3 separate regions of the Homo sapiens genome follow, and all the other regions are linked to region 2. Evidence: chromatin contacts called from ENCODE Hi-C or POLR2A ChIA-PET data. All regions are on one chromosome and are shown on one strand. The core of a region is the stretch at or near the end of the contact, and the rest is flanking DNA. Distances in the headings are between cores, read along the strand shown. Region 1 holds the start of PIP5K1A (phosphatidylinositol-4-phosphate 5-kinase type 1 alpha). Region 2 holds the start of SNX27 (sorting nexin 27). Region 3 holds the start of RFX5 (regulatory factor X5).

The links. Hi-C counts contacts between places; a loop is a spot of excess contacts on that map. ChIA-PET counts read pairs that join two places held with the same protein, here RNA polymerase II (POLR2A). Pooled maps may share reads with other maps.
Region 1: a map of CD8-positive, alpha-beta T cell shows a loop between it and region 2 (6-fold over the local background). The contact joins the promoter of PIP5K1A here to the promoter of SNX27 in region 2. A Hi-C loop is called at or near these places in 2 of 168 maps with a recorded cell type or tissue (CD8-positive, alpha-beta T cell and Caco-2), 5 of 37 single-sample maps with no recorded cell type and 8 of 50 pooled maps. POLR2A ChIA-PET finds 5 or more read pairs at or near these places in 1 of 52 experiments (SK-N-SH).
Region 3: a loop to region 2 is called in a map of CD8-positive, alpha-beta T cell, with 8 times the contacts of the local background. The contact joins the promoter of RFX5 here to the promoter of SNX27 in region 2. A Hi-C loop is called at or near these places in 2 of 168 maps with a recorded cell type or tissue (B cell and CD8-positive, alpha-beta T cell), 2 of 37 single-sample maps with no recorded cell type and 14 of 50 pooled maps. POLR2A ChIA-PET finds 5 or more read pairs at or near these places in 3 of 52 experiments (B cell, CD8-positive, alpha-beta memory T cell and H1).

What each region holds. Positions count from the first base shown.
Region 1 is chr1:151,196,812-151,200,328 of GRCh38, reverse strand. PIP5K1A (phosphatidylinositol-4-phosphate 5-kinase type 1 alpha) reads right to left here and starts at 1,777. Exons shown (of 16, transcript NM_001135638.2): 1 at 1,248-1,777. The coding sequence starts at 1,332. LOC124904419 (a long non-coding RNA gene) reads left to right here and starts at 1,804. Exons shown (of 2, transcript XR_007066620.1): 1 at 1,804-1,878; 2 at 1,989-2,222. RefSeq lists enhancers at 1,300-1,379, 1,480-1,679.
Region 2 is chr1:151,610,578-151,614,452 of GRCh38, reverse strand. SNX27 (sorting nexin 27) reads right to left here and starts at 2,403. Exons shown (of 12, transcript NM_001330723.2): 1 at 1,941-2,403. The coding sequence starts at 2,251. LOC124904420 (a long non-coding RNA gene) reads left to right here and starts at 1,085. Exons shown (of 2, transcript XR_007066622.1): 1 at 1,085-1,262; 2 at 2,054-3,875. RefSeq lists a silencer at 2,048-2,487 and an enhancer at 2,528-2,627.
Region 3 is chr1:151,346,002-151,349,603 of GRCh38, reverse strand. RFX5 (regulatory factor X5) reads left to right here and starts at 2,352. Exons shown (of 11, transcript NM_001025603.2): 1 at 2,352-2,393; 2 at 2,998-3,115; 3 at 3,271-3,399. The coding sequence starts at 3,284. It overlaps RFX5-AS1 (RFX5 antisense RNA 1), which reads right to left and starts at 2,594. Exons shown (of 2, transcript NR_131972.1): 1 at 2,416-2,594; 2 at 1,713-1,972. RefSeq lists enhancers at 1,938-2,287, 2,254-2,836, 1,891-3,090, 3,430-3,519.

The DNA of each region.
Region 1 (3,517 bases), core at 528-3,027, 410 kb after region 2:
TAACTATTAATACGCTGAGCTCTCTACATTAACCTGGCTCCATTCTCCAAATTCCAATCTCCTGATACAGCGTAAGCATTCTTCCAGTCCATTTTTCTATTATGCAATACTCCCCCACAACACTTACAGTCACCCCCCCACCCATCTTTCTTCTTCTCAGGCCTAATTTCCAAAACATCACTTCTCGCAGTCTCTACTGCAATTCAAGACTCCATTCCATCTTTCCCATCTGTTTTTAAGGTCTTTGACCTTAATTTCCTACATTCCTTAGACTCTCTTCAAAATTTCCATTCCTTCCCAAAGTTGGGCAGTTTAGAGTTGGGAATCACCAAAGGAATTAGTCTGAGAAAGTATGTATGTGTGTCTGTGTGCCTGTGCGGCCCTAAGGGTGGGGGTGCGAAGTGAGAAGGGGTGACACATTAGGGGGGAGTATCTGAGGGAAAAGATGGCTTCAACAACTCCCGCCCACCCAACAAAATTCACGATTCCCTACCTCTCCAGAAATCGAAAGCGTCCAATAACTTTTCGATATCTTTTAAGTCCCATGGCTTCTCTTCAACATTTTCATCCAATTAGCCCACAATCAACTTAGATTCCACCTGCCTCTCACACTAAGTAGTTCTCTCTACTTCTTAGGCCTCCATTTACTTTCTTAGTTTCTCTACTCCCTTCCGTTTCTCTTGTTTCCTACCGCAACTTCTTTTTTTTTTTTTTTGAGACAGGGTCTCACTCTCTCGCCCAGACTGGAGAGCAGTGGCCCAATCTCGGCTCACCGCAAGCTCTGCCTCCCAGGCTCAAGGGATTATCCTGCCTCAGCCTCCCAAGTAGCTGGGATTACAGATGCACGCCACTACTGTCCGGATAATTTTTGTATTTTTAGTAGGGACGAGATTTCTCTATGTTGGCCAGGCTCGTCTCGAACTTCTGACCTCAAATGATCCGCCCGCCAAGGCCTCCCAAAGTGCTGAGATTACAGGCGTGAGCCACCGCGCCGGGCCACCCTACCCCCACCTTCAATCTCCATCCGTCCTCCTCAAAGACAACCAAAGTTTTCGACAACTTCTTAATCAAACTTATCCTTTCCTCAAACTCCTGCCCGCTCATAAATCCCTATTTGAAAGCCCAGCTCGCGCCCACTTACCGGTAACACGTAGGACATTCCCAGCTACAGGTACCCTCTTAGGTCTCGCTCTTCCTCCCATCGCATATTCCTCACCAGCTCCCTACCCACGCCCTGCCGGGCTTACCTGAGGACAAGGTACAGGAAGGGACCGCGGGATCAAAGGATGAAAAACCGACCGAAGACGACGGCCCGGAGGAGGCCGACGCCATCTTAGCAGCCCCCTCCCCCTCAGCGGCCTGGCTCTCTTTCAATCCGGTTCTTCCTCTTCTCGGAATCGAATCTTCCCAACGTCTCTTTACAGAACCCGCGTTCTGTGGGCCACCTCCCCGCCCCCTCCGGGGCCTCCCTCAGACACGTCGAGCCGGCTCCTGGACCAGCTCAAGGCCACACCATTCGCCTGGCATGGGGAAGAACTCACGTCCCGCACCCCCTCCACAAGTTTAACCGCTTTCCACAGGGGATACTTTCCCCTTTCACAGAAGAGTAAGCTTAAGCTGGCTGCTGGGACCTTGCGCCCAGACCAAGCCACATCTGAAAAAAAAACGAGGCATGAAAAGTCCCAAAGGAGCGAACGCCCCTTCTCCGTCCTTCCTAACCACGGCCTGTTAATCGCCCAACCCGGCCGCTTCACTCCGGGTAGCCAAGCAAAAAATCCGAGCACTGCGCATGCGCCCGACCTTCTCGGGGCATCAGCCCACTCATTGGGGAGAAAAAAGGAGCAAAACCAATCGGGAGGCTGCTAATGGTCACGTGAGGTGGGTCCTCACGCCCTGACGAGTCCACGGGTGGAAGATGTGCGCGCGCGGGTTGGCCGACAGTCCCTACGGTGGCTCGGCAGGTCCTCTTAGGTTCAGTTCTTTGCTAGGACTGGGTCGAGTGATCTGAACTCGGGACAAGAGTCGGTCCGCCAAGTCCTCTGAAATTCCTAACCCAGGAAAGAACTCTCTGCGGGAGTACTGGTGTCAAGTCAGAGACGTTAAGGTGTCGAATATCACAAAACATTTAATACCACCAAGAACTCTTCTTAGTCTTTTTCCTGTTTTACTACTCTTGTTTACTATTTGATTAAACGTGCGTGCATGTCTTACCTTCCTCGGAATGGCATTCGAAATAGATCTGTGTTTTGTTTGCCTCAAGCACAAAGTTAGGCACTGCACAGTGACGGAGTTCAGTAAATATTTGATGCATGAATCAGTGAAGACCTGTCAAAAAAGGGCACGGGAGGCTATCAGGGACTTATCACAACCTTCCCGCGACCCAACCCCTTTAGCCTCCAACTGTCAATTATCTGTGCTCCAAAGGGCATGGAGATACACAGAAAAATTTCTCCCATTGTAGTCTTCGTAGTAACTGCTCGTTTTTAACAAAGTACCCCGTAGGCTATGAACCCTGGTGGGAAGACCAGTCTCTCTGAGCAGACTGTAAAACTTCTGGGGAGCAAGGACTGTGTTTGGTTCACTCTTGTATCTCCAGCTCCTCCAGTGACTTCGTACATAGTAGGGGCTCCATAATTATCTGTGGAATGAATAAATAAAGAGGAATGGTAAAACATTCGGGGTAAGAGTCGGTCAGATAGATCCTCTCAAACTCATGGCCCATGAAATAACTCCATTAAAACAGGTTTTGTGGCCGGGCGCGGTGGCTCACGCCTGTAATCCCAGCACTCTGGGAGGCCGAGGCGGGTGGATCACGAGGCCAGGAGATCGAGACCATCCTGGCTAACACGGTGAAACCCCGTCTCTACTAAAAATACAAAAAATTAGCCGGGCGTGGTGGCGGGCGCCTGTAGTCCCAGGCTACTCGGGAGCCTGGGGCAGGAGAATGGCATGAACCTGGGAGGCGGAGCTTGCAGTGAGCGGAGATCGCGCCACTGCACTCTAGCCTGGACGACAGAGCGAAACTGTCTCAAAACAAAACAAAACAAACAAACAAAAAAAACAGGTTTTGTAACCCCCAGAATGACCTGGTTATCCTCTTTCCAGATGTCTTGTGGGTCCTCATAAAGTAACCTAGGACCCGAACATCCATAGAATATCCCCATGCAGGCCGGGCGCCGTGGCTCACGCCTGAAATTCCAGCACTTTGGGAGGCCGAGGTAGGTGGATCATCTGAGCTCAGGAGTACGAGACAAGCCTGGCCAACATAGTGAAACCGCGTCTCTACTAAAAATACAAAAAATTAGCTGGGCGTGGTGGCGGGTGCCTGTAATCCCTGCTACTCGGGAGGCTGAGGCAGGAGAATCGCTTGAACCCAGGAGGCAGAGGTTGCAGTGAGCCAAGATCGCGCCATTGCACTCCAGCCTGGGCAACGAGAGCGAAACTCAGTCTCAAAAAAAAAAAAAAAAAGGCCGGGCGCAGTGGCTCACGCCTGTAAGCCCAGCACTTTGGGAGGCCG
Region 2 (3,875 bases), core at 1,154-3,653:
ACTCAGGAGGCTGAGGCAGGAGAATCGCTTGAACCCGGGAGGCGGAGGTTGCAGTGAGCCGAGATCGCGCCACTGCACTCCAGCCTGGGTGACGATCAAAACTCCATCTCAAGGAAAAAAAAAGAATATATTGTCAGACAATACTAGGAATACTAGGAAACAGTATGTAGGACATTAATGAAACAAGAAAGCATCTATTTACAGAAAGGACAGAGGAAAGGTATACTGTCTCCAAACACTGGCCTAGGTGAGCAACTATTTCTTTTTTTTTTTTTCAATCAACTCTCCCAGGTTAAAACCAACCATTTCTTGAGGTGGAAGAGGTGAGGAAACAGAATGAGTGGACACCATGGAGTTAAGAATGTCAAGGATAAGGGTAGATGGCACGAGATGAGTAAGAAGGAATGGATTTCTCTATAAGGCAGATTTTCAAAAAACTATCCCTTTTGCAAACCTACTGTTTTACAAGAGGCAACAGAAGGTTGCGGAAATTACAATTAAAATTTATAAAAAATGAGAACGATTTCAAGTGGGCAAATCGAAATATGGAGGGAGAGAGTAAAAGTGTAAAAAAGGAATGCACAACATAGATTCAGTAAGCAGAAACACAGCACTGAAGACTGCTGAGGAGAACGGAGACAACGCGAGCACACACCACCTGCAAGTCAACCGGCAATCACTATCCGAATTTCAATACGAAGTACAAAAAGGCAAATGTAACACCTAGATTAGGGTAATGGAGGCGGTGTGCACAGAGATTGCAAGACAAGGCAGCATCCCGCAAGAGCATGGAGGGATGTGGTGGGGGAGGCGTATGAAGGGGGAGGGACTGCAGCAGGGGAGAGAGGGTGGGCTGCAGCAGCAGAAGGCGCCTTAAAAAACAGAAGAAAGGAAAAGCAGCCTAGGGGAGGGAAAGACTAGGACAAAGTCAAGTGTGGGATCACAGGAGGATAGAGTAGAAGAGGCAGCAGAGACGGGCATGCCCTAAAAAAGCAAAGCGGTCAAAGACCCAAAAAGGGCTTGAAGTAGTTTTGAAGGAGGAGGAGTTACAAGGGGTCTACCATAAACCTGACTAGGAGGAGGCATGAGTATAGAGCAGGAGTGAAGGCAGGAGGCCAGGGAAGGGATGCTCTCAGAGGGGTGTGCTGATGGAGACGCTAGATTCCAAATTAGGGTGTGATACGGGGCCAACCGAGAAGAGAAACTACGGTGTCAAATCCCACGCCCCCCACCCCAAAGGCATGCAAGGGTCAGAAAGCAAGGTAAACTCTTGGAGTAGAAATACAAAAAGGAGGGGAGGAAAGGGGCACACGGTGGGATGGAAAAATTTAGGGGCAGCGTAACCATGAGGAGAGGGTAACTAAGGAAAGAAAAAGGAGACGAGCGGGGAGGGATGGTGTTTCCGGAGGAAAAGTAGGAGCAGACCAGAGGTCCTGCCTACTTGGTCTGGAGGGCAGAAGGGGCAGTCCACGGGGGCGGAGGGGAGTGGTGGAGAACGAAACTGCGATGCTGAAGATGAGAACTTGGGGGGGACACGGTACTGGCTGGATCAGAAAACGAAACGCCGTCAGTAAGGAGCAGATGAGGTTCCTTCTGAGCAAGACGAGGGGGAGTGAGGAGCAGAATGCAGCACGCCAAACGGGAAGGCAAAGGGGCGGAGAAGAGCCCAGAGTAATCGGGGCACAGGGAGGAGCACTGGGGGCGCAAGGGCATCAGCTGGAGACGACGGGGTGGGAGACCGGCGTCGCAGAAGCCCCGGGGCGGGTGGTGGGAGGGCAGCCCACAAGGAGGGGCCCGGCTGCGGAGGCCTGAGGGGCGGGGGTCCGGAGGCCGGCTCGGAGCTCGGGGGAGGTGCGGCCTGGGGGTGACAAGGGTAGCGAGGAGTGCAGGGGCAGGAGGGGCGCGGGGAGGATGGGGCGGCGGGTAGCCCCGATACTCACACCTCCAGGATGCGGTCCCCCTTGCGCACCCCGGCCCGATCGGCCGCCCCCCCGGGCAGCACGGCGCTCACATGCTGCAGCGGCGCGTACAGCTCCCCGTTGATGCTCCGCAGTTGCCCGCCCTCGCTCACTTGGCCCCGCACGTTGAAGCCGTAGCCGGACTCGGACTTGACGATGCGCACGACCCGCGGGCCGCCGCCTCCCCCGCCGCCGTTCCCGGCGCAGTGGAGCCCAGACCCCCCGCCGCCGCCGCCACCTCCGTTCCTGTGAGGGGCTGAGGGATGAATCCCTTCCCCGTCCTCGTCCGCCATCTTGCGAGCAGGCGAGCCGTACCCCCGCCCCCTACGCCTCCAAGGCCTCCCGGCGCGTGCTCGCCCTGCCTGGCAGCCGGACGACCCCCGACGCGCGCGCCCGATCCGCCGGCCGCGGGACCGACTCGGCCACCGAGCTGCTGGCGCGGGGTGAAGAGGAGGCAGGGGGCGGGCGAAAAGCGGACAATCGGGCACCGTGGGGCCTCCTGGGAGATGTAGTTTATGGGTGGCGGGGGCGGGGAGCGGTCTGGGCCTGGGCCTGAGCCGAGGTTATAAGACGCAGTTCGGAAGCAAGGCCTGCCGGGAGTTGTAGTTTATCTTTCATGCTGGGTTAGGAGTTTGATCTGCTGGGTGGGGAGAGTATAACCCAGCACCCAGCGTGGTAAAATGATTCAGTTCTTGATGCGGACCAAGTTTTTCGCCCCCCCCCCTTTCATTTCATAACCTCTAAAAAACAATAATGTTAGAATAACTTAACGTTTGTGATTCAACACAGTCTTAAATTATATCAACTCATTTTTTGGCACAGTAACTTATATGTTGACCAGGGCCCAACAACCTGTGAGGCAACCGGATCACGATTAGCTTCCCTATTTTACGTTATTAGGAAACAACCTTAGAGTGCTCAAAGTCATCCAGCTACTAAGTATCAGGAACTAAGGCCCAGTTATTGTGCAACTTTCTTGTCCTGTATTGCAACTACAGTCATGTGCCACATAAGGACATTTTGGTCTACAATGGACTGCAAACACGAGGGAGGCCCCCTAAGATGATAATGGAGCTGAAAAATGTCTATCACCTAGTGGCACAGTAGCCACCATAAGGTCATAGCACAAGCATTACTCACATGTTTGGAGTGATGCTGGTGTTAACAAACCTGCACTGCCAGTCATGTGAAAGTATAGCACATATGATTATGTACAGTACATAATACTTGATAATGGTAAGAACTATGTTACTAGTTTATGAATTCACTGTAGTTTTTATCACTATTTTAGAGTGTACTCCTTCTACTTTTTTTTTTAAGTTAACTGTAAAGCAGCCTCAGGCAGGTCCTTCAGAAGGTATTCTAGGTATTCTAAGTATTGTGATTTTTTTCCACGTATTCCAAGTATTGTGTTTTTTTGTTTTGTTTTGTTTTTTTGTTTTTTTTTTTTTTAAGATGGAGTTTCGCTCTTATCGCCCAGGCTGGAATGCAATGGCACGATATCGGCTCACCGCAACCTCTGCCTCCCAGGTTCAAGTGATTCTCCTGCCTCAGCCTCCCAAATCCCTTGCGATTAAACGCATGCGCCACCATGCCTGGCTAATTTTTTGGTATTTTTAGTAGAGACAGGGTTTCACCATGTTGGCCAAGCTGGTCTCGAACTCCTGACCTCAGGTGATCCAACCACCTCAGCCTCCCAAAGTGCTGGGATTACAGGTGTGAGCCACTGTGCCTGGCCCCAGTTATTGTTACCATCAGATGACAGCTCTGTGCATGTTATTACCCATGAAGACCTTCCAGTGAGACAAGAGATGGAGGTGGAAGACAGTGAAATTGATGATCCAGATCTGGTGTAGGCATAGGCTATGTTTGTGTTTAAGTCTTAGTTTTTAACCAAAAAAAAAAGTTTAAAACATA
Region 3 (3,602 bases), core at 1,103-3,602, 260 kb after region 2:
AGCCTCCCAAGTTGCTGGAACCACAGGCATGTACCACCACACCTGGCTGTGTGTGGTGTGTGTGTGTGTGTGTGTGTGTGTGTGTGTGTGTGTGTGTGTGTGTGTTTAGAGAGAGACAGAGTCTCACTTTGTTGCCCAGGCTGGTCTCAAACTCCTGGCCCCAAGCAATCCTCTTGCCTTTGCCTCCCAAAGTATTGAGATTATAGGCATGAGCCATCATGTCCAGCCCGTTATACCCATATTTATTTATGAGTATCTGCAAATATGTATACATGCAGTCTAAGGCAGTGCTCAAAACAATCAGCTTTGAGGCAGACTGCCTGCCTTTGGATCCTGATTCTAGCACTTTCTACATATATGACTAAGGACAAGTCCCTTCACCTCTCCACATTGGTTTCCTCATCTGTAAAATGGAGACAGTAACAGTACCTACTTCAGAGAGTTGCTGTGAGCATTACACGAGGTGTTTAGCATTTGGTATGGTGTCTGATACCTAATAAACACCAAATAAATTTTTGTTTGTTTTTGTTTGAGACGGAGTTTCGCTCTTGTTGCCAGGCTGTAGTGTAATGGCACAATCCTCCGCCTCCCCAGTTCAAGTGATTCTCCTGCCTCAGCCTCCCGAGTAGCTGGGATTACAGGCATGCGCCACCACGCCCGGCTAATCTTGTATTTTTAGTAGAGACGGGGTTTCTTCATGTTGGTCAAGCTGGTCTCGAACTCCCAACCTTAGGTGATCCGCCCACCTCAGCCTCCCAAAGTTTTGGGATTACAGGCGTGAGCCACCGCGCCTGGCCTAATAAACACCAAATAAATTTTAGCTGTTATTAGAAAACCTGGCCAGGTGCAGTGGCTCACACCTGTAATCCCAGCACTTTGGGAGGCCAAGGCAGGTGGATCACCTGAAGTCAGGAGTTTGAGACCAGCCTGACCAACATGGTGAAACTCCGTCTCTACTAAAAACACAAAAATTATCTGGGCGTGGTGATGCACGTCTGTAAACCCAGTTACTCGGGAGGGTGAGGCAGGAGAATCGCTTGAACCCAGGAGGCGGAGGTTGCAGTGAGCCAAGATCGTGCCATTGCACTCCAGCCTGGGCAACAGAGCGAGACTCCGTCTCAAAGAAAAAAAAAAAAGAAAGAAAGAAAGAAAAAAGAAAACCTCTTGCCAATATATCCTTATTGCCCCAACTCCACAATCTCCTGGGTTCCCCCAGCACTCATAGAAGCTGATAATAGGGAAAGGTAGGCTGTAAAGGGCAATGGTGATGAGCTCAGGCAGCACTACTGTCTTCTTTACAAAAGCACATTAATGATGAGCCTGGAGAACATATTAGATGTCAGGATGGCAAATACAGTTTTGGTTGTAACATGACCGCTGCGCAAAACAAAATACATCCATGTAAGAGGCTTTCAACCTGGAGTCCATGACCTCTCTGAAATTAGATGCAAAACTTGGTCTCTGTGTGCATTTTTCATGGTAGAGGGTCCATTGCTTTTGTCTGATTCATAACCTTAAAATGTCTTAAGTAAGAGGGTTAAGAACCCATGACCTATTCAGTACAATGTTCCCTGAGTGTAAAAAGTTCCTGTGGCATCCAGCACCCCCGTGGGAGTCCATCAAAATTCCAGGGTTCACCGACTGCAGAACTATGGGGATGCAAATGCATTTGCAACTCTTTGGAAGTAAAGTACACACGGGAAACCAAGAAATACTAAGAGGGAAAAAGCATTTTAGTTTAATGGGTACAACTGCTGAGGTTTTGAGGCCTCCATCAAGAAGGAAAAGAGAGCCCAGATTGCAGGTCTGTTGCGAGTAAGTGTGTCTGCAGGTTGTATTAGGCATGTGGTGATGGTGATGGGGGGTTATAGGAGCTTACAGTGAACTTCCATCACTCCTACCCATCATTGTCTAGTTATTTTATCATCCATTGATTCTTCTCTTCCGGCAGCTCTGAGGACCGTAGACTAAACTGAAACACAAAAGGGGAGGGCAAAAGAAAAGACAGTTCCAAAGGGAGCCGAGCGCCCGTTCTTTCATCCTGCGGTCCCTTTAAGAGAAGAACCTCTTGGGACCTGCAGTCCCAACCGACCCCAGTTTTAACCGAAACCCAACCCGGACTTCCCCCTCTTGACTCAAATAAGACCAACTTTGGATTTTCCCTCCCCTATTGACCAATCAGATTCTGTTACCAGGCAGACTTCAGCGGCCGCCGGTACGAGCCCGGCGCCTTCTGTCTCCGGGTGGCAGCAGTGACCAATGACAGAGCAGGCCGCCCGTGTATCTAGGCAGATCGCGGCTGTTACAACCATTCAGAAAAAGGAAAATAAAGCAACGCACGAGCCGGCTGGGCCAGGACCTTGGGGCTGGGCTGGAGTGAAGGTGGCTACGAGGTAGTTTCTCTTTCTCCCTTACCTTTATTGTTGCTTGTGTTGGAAGGCGACTGTTCAGAGGTAGGGAGGGGCAAGATGAGTTGGGAGGAGAGCAGAAAAAGATTGTAGCTGTATTTTCAACAGCTTCTTCACCCATGTGCACGTGCCCGGAATCTGGGACCCCATTCCCCTGCCGGGTTTCTGACGCCCAGCGCATGAGTTCCGCTACCCCGCCCCACCCCCGCTCCACTTTGCAGAAACCGGGGATTGAATGGAGGGGGAAGGGAAGGAGGTGGGGGCGCGCCTCAGGATGGGCTGTTGTGGGAGATGACGTAGGGGCCGGCGACGTGGGGAGGGGGAGCAGCGGGGGAAGTCGTGGCGAGATTAAGTAATGAGAACTTGGGCCCAGTTTTTTTTCCAAGCCTAGAAGGGCAGAATATGTTCGTATCCTTTCTGACCTCCCAGGCATATGCAATGGTGAGGAGTATTTTTGAGAATTAGAGAACTTTGTTTTGTGGCTGTTATTGTTGTTTTTGAGGGGGAGGAGGGCAGTATGGGGTCAGAGGCAGAAATGAAAATTTCTTGCTAACATGGATTCCCAATCCCCCTATCTCTTCCTTTACAGTTTTCCAGATTTAGGAGACTTCAGAAAGGTGGGGCAGATAGAATGGAGATGGCAAAGATCTCTTTGGGCATATATGGGCCTGGCGAAGTAATGGAATAATTTCTAATTTTCGGAGAAGGCAAGTGGTGAGAAAAAGACCACCGGGGAAATTCGGAGGCTTTGTTTCTGTTTCTCTGCCTTTCTGGGTAAAGAGATGAGGAGTGCCCTGGGGCCTTCTGGGGAAGGGAAGGCCAGTGTGAGTTACATCTTTATGCCTGTCCCTCTCAATTCTAGCCCTCATGCCGGGATGGCAGAAGATGAGCCTGATGCTAAGAGCCCCAAGACTGGGGGAAGGGCCCCCCCAGGTGGTGCTGAGGCTGGGGAACCTACCACCCTTCTTCAGAGGCTCCGAGGTACCATTTCGTAAGTACTCATCACATCTCCAAGTCCTGTCCAAGACCTGAGTATAGATCCCTGCAGCACTTCACTTTGGCTGTAGATGAACTGCCTCTCAGCAAGGGCATGGGAGCAGAGGGAGATTTTTGGCCATGGTAGCAATTCTTGAGCACCTGCTGGGCATTTCAGTCCTTTTCCCTCCCTAGCAGTCAGATAAAGAGACAGGGAAA